Regions from separate parts of the Homo sapiens genome. Here region 2 is linked to region 1. A link is a loop called in an ENCODE intact Hi-C map of the cell type or tissue named here. Cell type or tissue: psoas muscle. All regions are shown on one strand. Links, peaks and the distances in the headings refer to the core of each region. The heading gives the core; the rest is flanking DNA. Region 1 overlaps TRAK1 (trafficking kinesin protein 1). Region 2 has its middle 64 kb from the start of ULK4.

What was found. A loop is a pair of places that touch in the nucleus more often than their neighbours do. Peaks named below come from ENCODE experiments on the same cell type or tissue, not always from the same donor. Only the 100,000 strongest peaks of a DNase experiment are listed, where the experiment ranks them.
Region 2: it touches region 1 in a loop (2.9-fold over the local background); 23 of 110 quality-filtered maps call a loop at or near these places.

What each region holds. Positions count from the first base shown.
Region 1 is chr3:42,190,087-42,192,586 of GRCh38, reverse strand. TRAK1 (trafficking kinesin protein 1) reads right to left here. Exons shown (of 16, transcript NM_001042646.3): 7 at 951-1,029. Among named protein-coding and RNA genes, the nearest start is that of CCK, 75 kb to the left of the region's middle. RefSeq lists an enhancer at 1,464-1,964 and a silencer at 2,476-2,500. In psoas muscle, for the core only: CTCF peaks have their summits at 1,034 and 1,234 (motif pointing right); a DNase peak (open chromatin) is centred at 1,253; H3K27ac peaks cover 197 bases.
Region 2 is chr3:42,021,820-42,031,303 of GRCh38, reverse strand. It overlaps a transcript of TRAK1 not described here. Among named protein-coding and RNA genes, the nearest start is that of ULK4, 64 kb to the right of the region's middle. RefSeq lists an enhancer at 6,048-6,966. In psoas muscle, for the core only: no CTCF peak of the experiment used is centred there; a DNase peak (open chromatin) is centred at 5,533; H3K4me3 peaks cover 1,165 bases; H3K27ac peaks cover 2,500 bases.

The DNA of each region.
Region 1 (2,500 bases), core at 1-2,500:
ACTTGACTAGATTTGAACATGAGGTGTGTTTCATCATTATTTTGCTGAAATGCAAAATACTTAGTACTTTGACGAAATGCAAAATAGTACTTTGACGAAATGCAAAATACTTAGTACTTTGACGAAATGCAAAATACTTAGTACTTTGACGAAATGCAAAATACTTAGTACTTTGACGAAATGCAATATACTTAGTATTTTGACCTTTGGTCTTAACTTGTAAACTTAAAATGAAGAGGAGGAGAGAAATATTTATTTGCAAAGGTGAGAACCCTGGCTTCAGCTTCCACAAATCAAATTACTGGTAGTAAGCTGTTCTGCCACATTTTCAACACAGTTTTCTGTAGCTGGGCCTAACTTAGGCATTAAAAAATTCCAATATTCTGGCCAGGGGTGGTGGCTCACGCCTGTAATCCCAGCACTTTGGGAGGCCAAGGCAGGTGGATCACCTGAGGTCAGGAGTTCAAGACCAGCCTGGCCAACATGGTGAAACCTTGCCTCTACAAAAATACAAAAAAATAGCCAGGCATGATGGTGGGTGCCTGTAATCCTAGCTACTTGAGAGGCTAAGCTGGCAGAATCACTTGAACCCGGGAGGCAGAGGTTGCAGTGAGCCGAGATCGCAACTACTGTACTCTAGCCTGGGTGACAGAGTGAGACTCTGTCTCAAAAAAAAAAAAAAAAAAAAAAATTCCAATATTCCAGTATAAAGCCAAAATTAAATTTAAATATCCACCTCAGTGATAAACTGAGATAATACATAGCTGGCAACTTAGCACTAAATAATAGAGAGGGGGTGCCACACAAGGTTGGGGAGGCCTCTAGTTTTAAGAAAAATGCTGCTGAGCCGTAGGCTGGCAGGAGACTGCACTTTAGCAAGGCTGACGCAAATCTGTCTAATCATGACAGCAGATGCAAGGAAGTAAGAAGACAGCAGTGCGGGGACATACTCAGCTCCTTCACGCAGTCATTGACCAGCTGCTGCTCCTTCTCCTCATAGGTGATGGTCTCTGTCTTCAGCTGGCTGGCCTGTAGACAAGACCCAGGTCAGAGGCCCCACATTCTCACCTGGCCTGGTGGTGCAGGCAAGGGCTGAGGCATAAAGCAAAGGCTAACTGGGGTCTGGGAAGCTGCCCTTAGCATTCCCCCACCTGTCACCCATCGTACCCTCAAATACAGAAAGTCCATCTGAATTCCCAGCTTAATAATGGATGTGCACTCAAAGCTGAAAACCTGAAAAACGCATACCACTAGAGGGCGCCACACACAGCTACGGGCACAGGTGCTCTACAGCTTGCTCTGTTAAAAACACCACGAACACCACCATCCTATCATTGTATCTGTTATTTGTGGCTGTCCTGGCTCATAAATATGGATGCTCTGTGACCCGCACAGTGCCTAGGACACTACCCACAGCAGGCATCCTAAGGATAACCACACAGGAATGGCTAACACTTACTATGTGCCAGGCACTGAACATATGAGGTCCCAAGTTGGAGTTAAACCTGCTGTGTTCAAGCTTAGTAAGAACAAGGTCCAACACAAAAGCATTAAAATGCAGAGGCACAAGAGCCACCCCAGGACTCTGGACAACTTGCCCTGGCTGAAAAGGGTGGGATGATAGAGATCTGAAGGCCCAAAGAAGAAGCCCCGAGACCAGGCGCAGTGGCTCACACCTATAATCCCAGCACTTTGGGAGGCCGAGATGGGAGGGCTGCTTGAGCCAAGATCACGCCACTGTACTCCAGCGTGGGTGACAGAGCAAGACTCCCATGGAGGGAGGGAGGGAGGAAGGGAGAGAGGGAGGGAGGGAGGAGAGAAAGAGGGAGAGAAAGAGGCAAAGCAAGCAAGCAAGCAAGAGCCCCAGTTAGACAGAAGTGTCTCTGAGCCCTCAGTCCTGGCCCCAGAAAATCATTACACTTCAGAAAATGGATGTGGGGTAGCAGGAATCTGTAGCTGGGATCAGATTCCCTCAGCTAGCTTTGGGTGAGTTGCTGGGCGCCCGGGGCTGGAGCATTTACCTGGGGCAGGTGCTGGAAGAGGTAGCACTGAACTCAGAATAGGGAGCACAGGGCTGTTGCCTTGCCCAGCAACTGGCTGGCAGAGGAAACCTAGGCAGACTTCTTGGTCAATCTGGGTTTACATGACCCATCAGTGAACAAGGTGCTGGAAGAGGTGAGGTCTAACAGAACAAGATGTGCAGAAGAGCATCTTGTTCAGACGGGACATGAAGATCTTACCAAGGTGTGGGCAAGTTCAAGTTGACAGATGGTCTGCACTATTAAGGGGCTCTCAAGAACCCAGGGCCAGCCTAGGTGGGCACACAGCTCCAACCTGACACACAGGGGCCTGATAAACAGGGCCGTACTGTACCACACCATACCTCGGCTAGAGAACAGAAACTCACCACTAATTAAGACAAACAGTACTAAATTTGCACCTATCGGTGTTTCTAGAGAGGGGCAGTGGGTGAAGGTGAAAAACAAGGGGCTTAGAGTCA
Region 2 (9,484 bases), core at 4,113-6,612, 170 kb after region 1:
GCACTTTGGGAGGTCGAGGCGGGTGGATCACAAGGTCAGGCGTTCGAGACCAGCCTGGCCAATATCGTGAAACCCCATCTCTACTAAAAATACAAAAAAAATTAGCCAGGCATGGTGGCACATGCCTGTAATCCCAGCTACTTGGGAGGCTGAGGCAGGAGAATTGCTCGAATCTGGGAGGTGGAGGCTGCAGTGAGCCGAGACCACGCCACTGCACTCCAGCCCGGGTGACAGAGCGAGACTCCATCTCAAAAAAAAAAAAAAAAAAAATTCAAATAGCTGAGGTTAAGTGTCACTGACACTGTGCTCTGAGCACATTGTTCCGTTTTCTCTTTGTACTCTGTTCAATCGTTACACCATGCTCAATGATTTGGGATGAAGTTTGAGGTTTACCTTCTTACTTCTGCCAATGAAAGTAATCTCTCAGCTACAAAATAAAAGAACATTCTCCTTCTTCATCCACTACTTCTAGCTTGAGATGAAGATGCTTCCACCTAGTTCTCAAATACCGGGAAAACTTTAACCCAAGCAGTCCCTACTAACTGCCTGACCAACAAGTTACATATATATATATATATATATATATATATATATATATATATATATATATATATTCTTTTTTTTTTTTTTTGAGATGGAGTCTCCCTCTGTCACCCAGGCTGCAGTGCAGTGGTGCAATCTTGGCTCAATGCAACTTCCATCTCCCAGATTCAAGCAATATTCCTGCCTCAGTCTCCCAAATAGCTGGGATTACAGGCATACGCCACCATGCCTGGTCCATCTTTGTATTTTTAGTAGAGATGGGGTTTCATCACGTTGGGCAGGCTGGTCTTGAACTCCTGACCTCAAGTGATCCACCCACCTCGGCCTCCCAAAGTGCTGGGATTACAGACGTGAGCTACCACGCCCGGCCATATATATATATATATATTTTTTTTTTTAGAGACAGGGTCTCGCTTTGTCTCACAGGCTGGAGTACAGTGGCGAGATCACAGCTTACTGCTGCCTTGCGCTCCTGAGCTCAAAAGGGATCCTCCCACCTCAGCCTCCCAATGTTGCCCATGCTGGTCTGGAACTTCTGGCCTCAAGCTATCCTCCTGTCTCAGCCTCCCAAAGTGCTGGGATTATAGGTGTGAACCACCACACCCAGCCAACAACAATTTTTAAGCCCAGGATTTTAAAATTATGTAAATGTTTTCTGACTTAAAAATTCCATTTAGATGTCTGTGAGATCTCGGCATCACCCTCGCCTCTTCTCTCCCTTGGCTGCTCCTGTCCCTCTACCCCACAGGGCACGTCACATCCTTCCACTGCCTTGAAATGCCACCTTCTACCACTCTCCTTCTCCCACCTATCCCAGTGCAAAACCCTCTCTACCATCCGTACTTCCAATCGTGCCTCCCCTATTCTGGCTCTCCACACAGAAGCTGGGGTTTCATTTAAAAAATCAATCAGGGCCAGTCGCAGTGGCGTACACCTGTAATCACAGCACTTTGGGAGGCTGAGGTGGGTGGATCACTTGAGGCCAGGAGTTTGAGACCAGCCTGCCAACATGGCAAAACCTCGTCTCTACTAAAAATACAAAAATTAGCCAGGCATGGTGGCACGCACCTGTAATCCAAGCTACTTGGGAGGCTGAAACATGAGAATCACTTGAACCGGGGAGGCAGAGGTTGCAGTGAGCTAAGATCACACCACAGCACTCCAGCCTGGCCAACAGAGTGAGACTCTGTCTCAAAAAAAAAAAAAAAAAATTCTATCAGGCTGGGCACACTGACTCATACCTGTAATCCCAGCACTTAGGGAAGACAAGGAGGGAGGATGCCTTGAGCTCAGGAGTTCAAGACTACCCTGGGCAACATAGTGAGACCCCATCTCTACCAAAAAAACAAGCAAAATTAGCCAGGCATGGTGGCGCGCACCTGCAGTCCCAGCTACTGGAGGGGCTGAGGTGGGAGGATCACTCAAGCCCAGAAGGTTGATGCTCCCATGAGCTGAGACTGCACCGCTGCATGCCAGCCTGGGTGACAGAGCAAGACACTGTGATATGGTTTGGATCTCTGTCCCCGCCCAAATCTCATGTTGAATTGTAATCCCCAATGCTGGAGGTGGGGCCTGGTGGGAGGTGATTGGATCATGGGGGTGGTTTCTTATGGTTTAACACCATCCCCCTTGGTACTGTTTAAAAGTGTGTAGCACCTCTATCTTTTCTCTTCCTCCTGCTCCAGCCAAGTGAAGTGCTGGCTCCCCCTTTGCCTTCCACCATGATTGTAAGTTTCCTGAGGCCTCCCTAGAAGCCAAGTAGATGCCAGCACCATGCTTCCTGTGCAGGCTGTAGAACCATGAGCCAATCAAACCTTTTCTTTGTAAATTACCCAATCCTAGGTATTTATTTATAGCCATGTGAGAATAGACTAACATACCGTCTCATAAATAAATCATCTAAAAATCAATCAATTCTTGTCACTCCCCTGCAGCTTCCTCCATACTCAGAATCCTCCAGTAGTTCCCAATCATATGCAGATTAAAATACCCACTCCTTACAACAGCCAGCAGGCCAGTGGGATGCAGCCGTCCCCTGACTATCTCCTGGCTTCATCCACGTCCACTATCCCCAGGGTCCCCTGCACTGCAGCCACACTGGCCTTCTCACCAAGGCCTCTGCACTTGCTGTTTGCTCTGCCTGGGAAGCTTTTCCTCCATATGTTCCCATGGCTCAATCCCCATTCAATCTCTGCTCACCTATAACCTCCCTAAAGACACCTCTGCTGCCACCTCATTCTCTCCCCTAGTCACTACCTGGTATCATATCCTACATCTATTACTACATTGGGTCTCTTTGGTCTGCCCCCAGACCTGGACTGTCTCATTTACTGTCATAACTCAGTGCCTGGCCCAGGGAAGCCACACAGCTCACACTTAGCAATCACTGATCTAAGTGGGTCTCCAGCTCCCCATTCTGCCAGGAATCCCCTGACTCTAATCAAAGGTGATTCTTACCTGCGGAAGACCTGTAAAATCAGAGTGAACCATGTATTTCCGGAATAAACATAAACCACTCAGCAACTCTACTGGGGAGCAGCATGTAAACACGTGGCCCACGGCCTGGTGTTCCGGCACCTGTATCCACTAGTTTGTAAGAACAGAGGCTGTGGCCGGGGGTGGTGGCTCATGCCTGTAATCCCAGCACTTTGGGAGGCCAAGGCAGGTGGATCACCTGAGGTCGGGAGTTTGAGACCAGCCTGGCCAACATGATGAAACCCCGTCTCTACTAAAAATACAAAAAATCAGCTGGGCATGATAGCTGGCGCCTATAATCCCAGCTACTCAGGAGGCTAAGGCACAAGAATGGCTTGAACTCAGGAGGCGGAGGTTGCAGTGAGCCAAGATCGCACCACTGCACTCCAACCTGGGCAACGAGAGCGAAACTCCATCTCAAAAAAAAATAACAGAGTCTGCCATTGAGATAAAAGGCTTCCTACTTTATGATTCCCCTCCTTCAGATAAAATTAGAGAAGTGAAAAATGGTTGTTCCTGGTTTTCTTTCCCAGTCTCTGAATTCGCAGGGAAATAAACATATTAATAAATAATTAGTTACCCATTTCAGTACCTCTATTCTCATACTGGCCTCACTGTATAGTTTAGGTTTGGGGCTTTTTAAAAAATATTTTCTACAACTAAATAATGTTTAAAATACAAAAGTACTTTTTGAAAATAGATATATTTACTTTATTTTGAAGAAAAACGCCTGGATTAGAAAAGCTTTACTTTTTTTTTTTTTCAGATGGAGTCTTGCTCTGTCTCCCAGGCTAGAGGGCAGTGGCGTGATCTGGGCTCACTGCAAGCTCCACCTCCCGGGTTAACGCCATTCTCCTGCCTCAGCCTCCCGAGTAGCTGGGACTATAGGTGCCCGCCACCACACCTGGCTAATTTTTTGTATTTTTAGTAGAGACGGGGTTTCACTATGTTAGCCAAGATGGTCTCGATCTCCTGACCTCGTGATCCGCCCGTCTCGGCCTCCCAAAGTGCTGGGATTACAGGCGTGAGCCACCACGCCCGGCCAAAAAGCTTTTCTGAAAATGTACTTCTGACAGTTGTGGCCATTATTAGAGTAAGATATGCCACTAATGTATGCACATATTATCTCATTATTTTTGAAATAAAAATGATGGGGTAATTAATTTTGTGCTTAGCTATAAAATTAGTGTAAATATATCAAAATATCAAATTTGAAATAAACAGTAGGAAACAACTATAATGAAGCTTGCATCATTCTGAGATTTTATTAAAGAGTATACATTGAGGTTACATTCACATAAGAGCCCATTTCCTGTAGAAAGTCAGTCTACCAGAGCAGTTATTTAAGTAAATTTGATATTGATTATACCCTATAACTCCAAGCTAAGACATGGGTTACTATAAATATGAGGGGAGAAGGAGGGTCTACACATGGAAGCTTACTGACAAAAGTTGATCACTGGCCAGGCGCAGTGGCTCACGCCTGTAATCCCAGCACTTTGGGAGGCCGAGGCAGGCAGATCACCTGAGGTCGGGAGTTCAAGACCAGCCTGGCCAACATGGTGAAATTCCATCTCTACTAAAAATACAAAAATTAGCCAGGCGTGGTGGCACGTGCCTGTAGTCTCAGCTACTCGGGAGGCTGAGGCAGGAGAATCACTTGAACCTGGGAGGCAGAGGTTGCAGTGAGCTGAGATCATGCCACTGCACTCTAGCCTGGGCAACAGAGTGAGACTCTGTCTCAAAAAAAAAAAAAAAAAAGAGATCACTGATCTCTTTGATCACTGAGATCCAGGATAACAGCTGCAGAAGAGGTGATTAGCCAAACAAACAACACACAAATTGGTATGTAAAAATAATCGGTGCCCTGGCTAGCTTATCAGTCCATTGAGGTAAAAGCGATCCTGTACAAAAACTACCACTGTGCCAGAGGAGTGAAGAGGCAGCAAGCTAACCACGCAATTCAAAACAGGCTCTTGTCAAAAAAATTCTCTAGTATATGATCACCCTGAGACTTACCCACATTTCTTATACTTTCTATGAAATGCTAAGGCTCACTTTTAATCTAAAATAGACAAACTTTCTTCATGTGCCTCTGAGTCCTCTTCTAGTTTCACAAAGGATTAAATAAAAAGGGCCTCAAAGGACAAAAGAAGGAAGTATAGAAAGGAGGGATGGAGGGAGAGACAGGGAGAATGAGAATACAGAAAAATAGAGGAAAGCAAGAAAGAGACAGAGGGAGAAAGATAAACGGAGAAAGAAGAAAGAACAAACAGCAGAGAGAGAAACAAAGAAACAGAGACAGAGGAAGAAAGAAAAGAAAAAAGTTCATGGGAAAAAAATAGTGATGCATTTCATGGAAAAGCTATTTGTTAAAGAGTCCCTCTTTTTTCTGTGTACAGTATCATGCCATATGTGGGAAGTGAACAAGGCTGGAACACCGCCTAAGAACATCTGCCACGGACTTTAAAAGCCCTAATAATAGCACAGCTGGTGTCCCCAGCCTAATGAGCTCACCACCCACGTGACTGCTCCTTCTCCAGCAGATTCTCCAGAGAGAGAAGGCAGCCAGCAAGAGAAGCAGTCCCCGCCCCCGCCCTCCCCCACATTCATGCTTTATTTCCTCCACGGCTTTCATTCTCCCCTTCCAGAAACCACCCCTTCTCATTTTCTTGAGCTAAGTTACCCTGATCCAGCAGTCCTTTGAACAGACACATTCTTCTTTTCTCCTTCCCCTCTCCCTTTGAACAGACACATTCTTAACATGAAAGGCAAATACCAGAAATAAAATATGGGGACATCACTACAGGTCTTATGGACATTGAAAGAGTAATAATTGTGCCAATTAATTCAGTAGCTTAGATAAAGTGGATAAAGCCCTTAAAATACACAACTTATCAAAATTAATGTAAGAAGATATAAATAACCCTATACTTATTTTTAAAATGGAATTCCAAATGAAAAATTTTCTACACCACAACGAAAGGCCAGCGTGCCCCAGCGTGCCTCGTTGCCAGGGTCTGAGGTACAGGCCCCTCCAGGAGTGCTGGTCTGGGAAGTTATGTCTGACAGGAAGACTCTCCCCCTGACCAAGGCATATTGCTAGGAGGAAACCAAGCACAGCAGAAAGCGGGGCAGGGAGGACGTAAACAAAGAAGTTAGGTTTTTACAAGGTTGGCAAGTTTTAACCCCCTCTGGTATAATCTTTTGAAACTAATTCCCATCACGGTATGCTTTTAAAAGCTCTCTAGCATTTTAAGAAACTGCAACTTAGCATCAGGAAGGGAAAGAATTTCAGCTTCTAAGGGGAAGCCTAGCAGAAAGTGACAAGAGGAGACTCACGTTGGCACTGATGTGGTATCCCTAGCAATTGGAAGAGAAGCTGAAAAATCTGGGATCTCTCACTCTCAGTCCAGGGCAACACATCCTGACAGCCAGGAAGAGTCAAATGGCTATGGTAAGACGTATGGGGTTTATTCACCAGAAAAAGACAAAGAACGCCACATTTCAAAACTCAGGCTTGGTAACACAATAGCATGGGTGTGTATGCAAGCATGAAGTACTGAAGCTAACAAATTACTAGATTCTATCCCTGTCTAGCAAGTACTTATTTCAATAGCAATCATATGATTAGCTGAAAGTGGGCAATCATTAACTTCATCTACTGTTAAACAGTTACACACAAAAACATGGTGCTTTATATCTTGTTAATATCATGAATAAGTTATGTAACCCTTGACAGTGTTCTGTTTTGATTTAAAATACCAATGCTATTGCTGCCATAAGTTAAACACTGCAAAATTATAAAACTTCAAAGATAATTACAGCATTTTAAGGACTATCATAAATACTTTTATGCAACTGCGATGTTTACAAGGCTAAGCCAGCATCTCTTCTGAAAAACAAAGAACCAAATGATACAACTAGAAATATCTGCATACCTACTATGTATAAACAAACCCAAAAGATATTTTAGCTTCTATCTCACTTGGCCTCTCACAGCAGAGTAACCCTGTGAACCCTACCCTTCACCAAAAGAACACTCCCTCCCCCAGCAATTCTGGTCTTCTCCCAATCTCTAGTCACTACTCCTCTGTGAGTTCTCCTACACATGGATATCACTACACAGGAATGGTCCCCAAACCCTTGCCTCAAACTCCTATCCCTCTTCGAAGTGTCAGGCCCAGACGTCCCACTGCCCTAAACATCTCCACTTAGAAATCTCAGGAGTAGCCGGTCACGGTGGCTCACGCCTGTAATCCCAGCACTTTGGGGGGCCAAGGAGGGCGAATCACCTGAGGTCAGGAATTCGAGACCAGCCTGGCCAACATGGCGAAACCCCATCCCTACTAAAAATATAAAAATTAGCCAGGCGTGGTGGCAGGCGCCTGTAATCCCCAGATACTCGGGAGGCTGAGGCAGGAGAATTGCTTGAACCCGGGAGACGGAGGCTGCAGTGAGCCAAGACTGTGCCACTGCACTCCAGCCTGGACAATAGAGTGAGATTCCGTCTCAAAAAAAAAAAAAAAAAAAAAAAAAAACCCTCACGAGCACGTCAAACTCAGCACATTCAAAACAAGACCCTCCAGGTCCTCACCGCTGGGACAACTGATTAATGGTGGTCCAACTCAGAAACCTCAGCCTTATCCTTCACTCCGCCCCCTCCCTTACCCTACCACTATCTCTTCAACAACAAAGGCTTATCTCTTAAACATCTACCCACACTATCACTCGCTAACCCCCACCCTCTCTCACCTTGAGTACAGCCAGAGCTTCCAGCTGGGTCTCAGTCATCATGGAGGTAAGATAAGGTCTAGGATCACATACGGCCTAGGACACGTTTACCAAAGTAAAGCCAGCCACCACTCCTAATGCCACCCAACCCTGCCATGGGCCTTCTCTTTGGAACATCTACAGACTGCATCTCTTTTCCGCCCTAGTGACCTAATGTGGATGCAACTTGAGTTTGTGAGGGAAATTCTCAAACTTGCTTGTGATGATCAATCTGCCATGCTGCCTTTTGCCAAACAGAGAATTCAGTATACTATAAAGAACAAAAACTACATTAAAAGATAGCCAAACTCCCAGGAATATTTATTTTCTTTTTGTTGTTTTTTTTTTTTTTTTTGAGATGCAGTCTCGCTCTGTCGCCCAGGCTGGAGTGTAGTGGCGCAATCTCGGCTCACTGCAACCTCTGCCTCCCGTGTTCACGCCATTCTCCTGCCTCAGCCTCCTGAGTAGCTGGGACTACAGGTGCCCACCACCACGTCCAGCTAATTTTTTGTATTTTTAGTGGAGACAGGGTTTCACCGTGTTAGCCAGGATCGTCTCCAACTCCTGACCTCGTGATCCGCCAGCCTCAGCCTCCCAAAGTGCTGGGATTACAGGTGTGAGCCACTGCGCCTGGCCAGGAATATTTATTTTCTTTATTCCTTTCCATGAGTATCACTTCTACTATACCATCAAGAGACTTACCCCAGCTAAAAGTTTTGCAAGTTAACACTCAATTGTTGTGAAAATATTCCTCTTGTACAAAAGTTTTTTGTTTTTGTTTTTTTTTTTTTAAAACAGGGTCTCTTTCCATTGCCTAGGCCGGAGTACAATGGTGTAATCATGGCTCACTGCAACCTCTGCCTCCTGGGCTCAAGCGATCCTTCTGCTTCAACTTCCCAGACAGCTGGGACTACTGGGGCACACCACCATGCCCAGCTAATTTTAGTACGTTTTGTAGAGATGGGGTTTCACCATATTGCCCAGGCTGGTCTCCAACTCTTGGGCTAAAGCAATCCACCCGCCTTGGCCTCCCAAAGTGCTGGCATTACAGGCGTGAGCTGCTACACCCGGCCAGTTATTTAACAAGACTAACTACTTTCCTATCTTTCAAATACAGTATAAAACATCTACTGCAGCAGTCAACGTTTTAGTCTATTTTACCAATGATTTGCCTGTCACACCTTTTATCCACTGCTGTAATAATAACAATCTGCTTGTTTTCTCAAATAGAAAGATGTTTTCCCAAATATATAACACCAAACTATGTTTCTTCCACAAGAGACCTTTGGAATGTCTTGATATTCGAATCCAAAGCAATTCTTCTAATGCCTTGGGACCACTGAAAAATTAACCCTTTCTCCTCAAAGTCAAAGCAGAGAAGCTAGTTGATGGGTGAGCAAAAACCACAGCTCACATCAATGCTTTAGGCCATGGGGGCTATTCCTGTTACTGTCATACAGAGCAAGTCCAGGGCACACCCCACCCTTGAGGTGTGGCACAGAATACCTGTTCCAAACTATTTTTGGATGAATGGATCATAAGGAGTTCAGTAAAAACAATAATTATGGCTAACACAAATGCTTCCTCTTAGCCAAGCACATGTATAAATTCACATAATCCTCTTAATAACTGTATGAGGGCCAGGCGCAGTGGCTCACACCTATAGAATCCCAGCACTTTGGGAGGCCGAGGC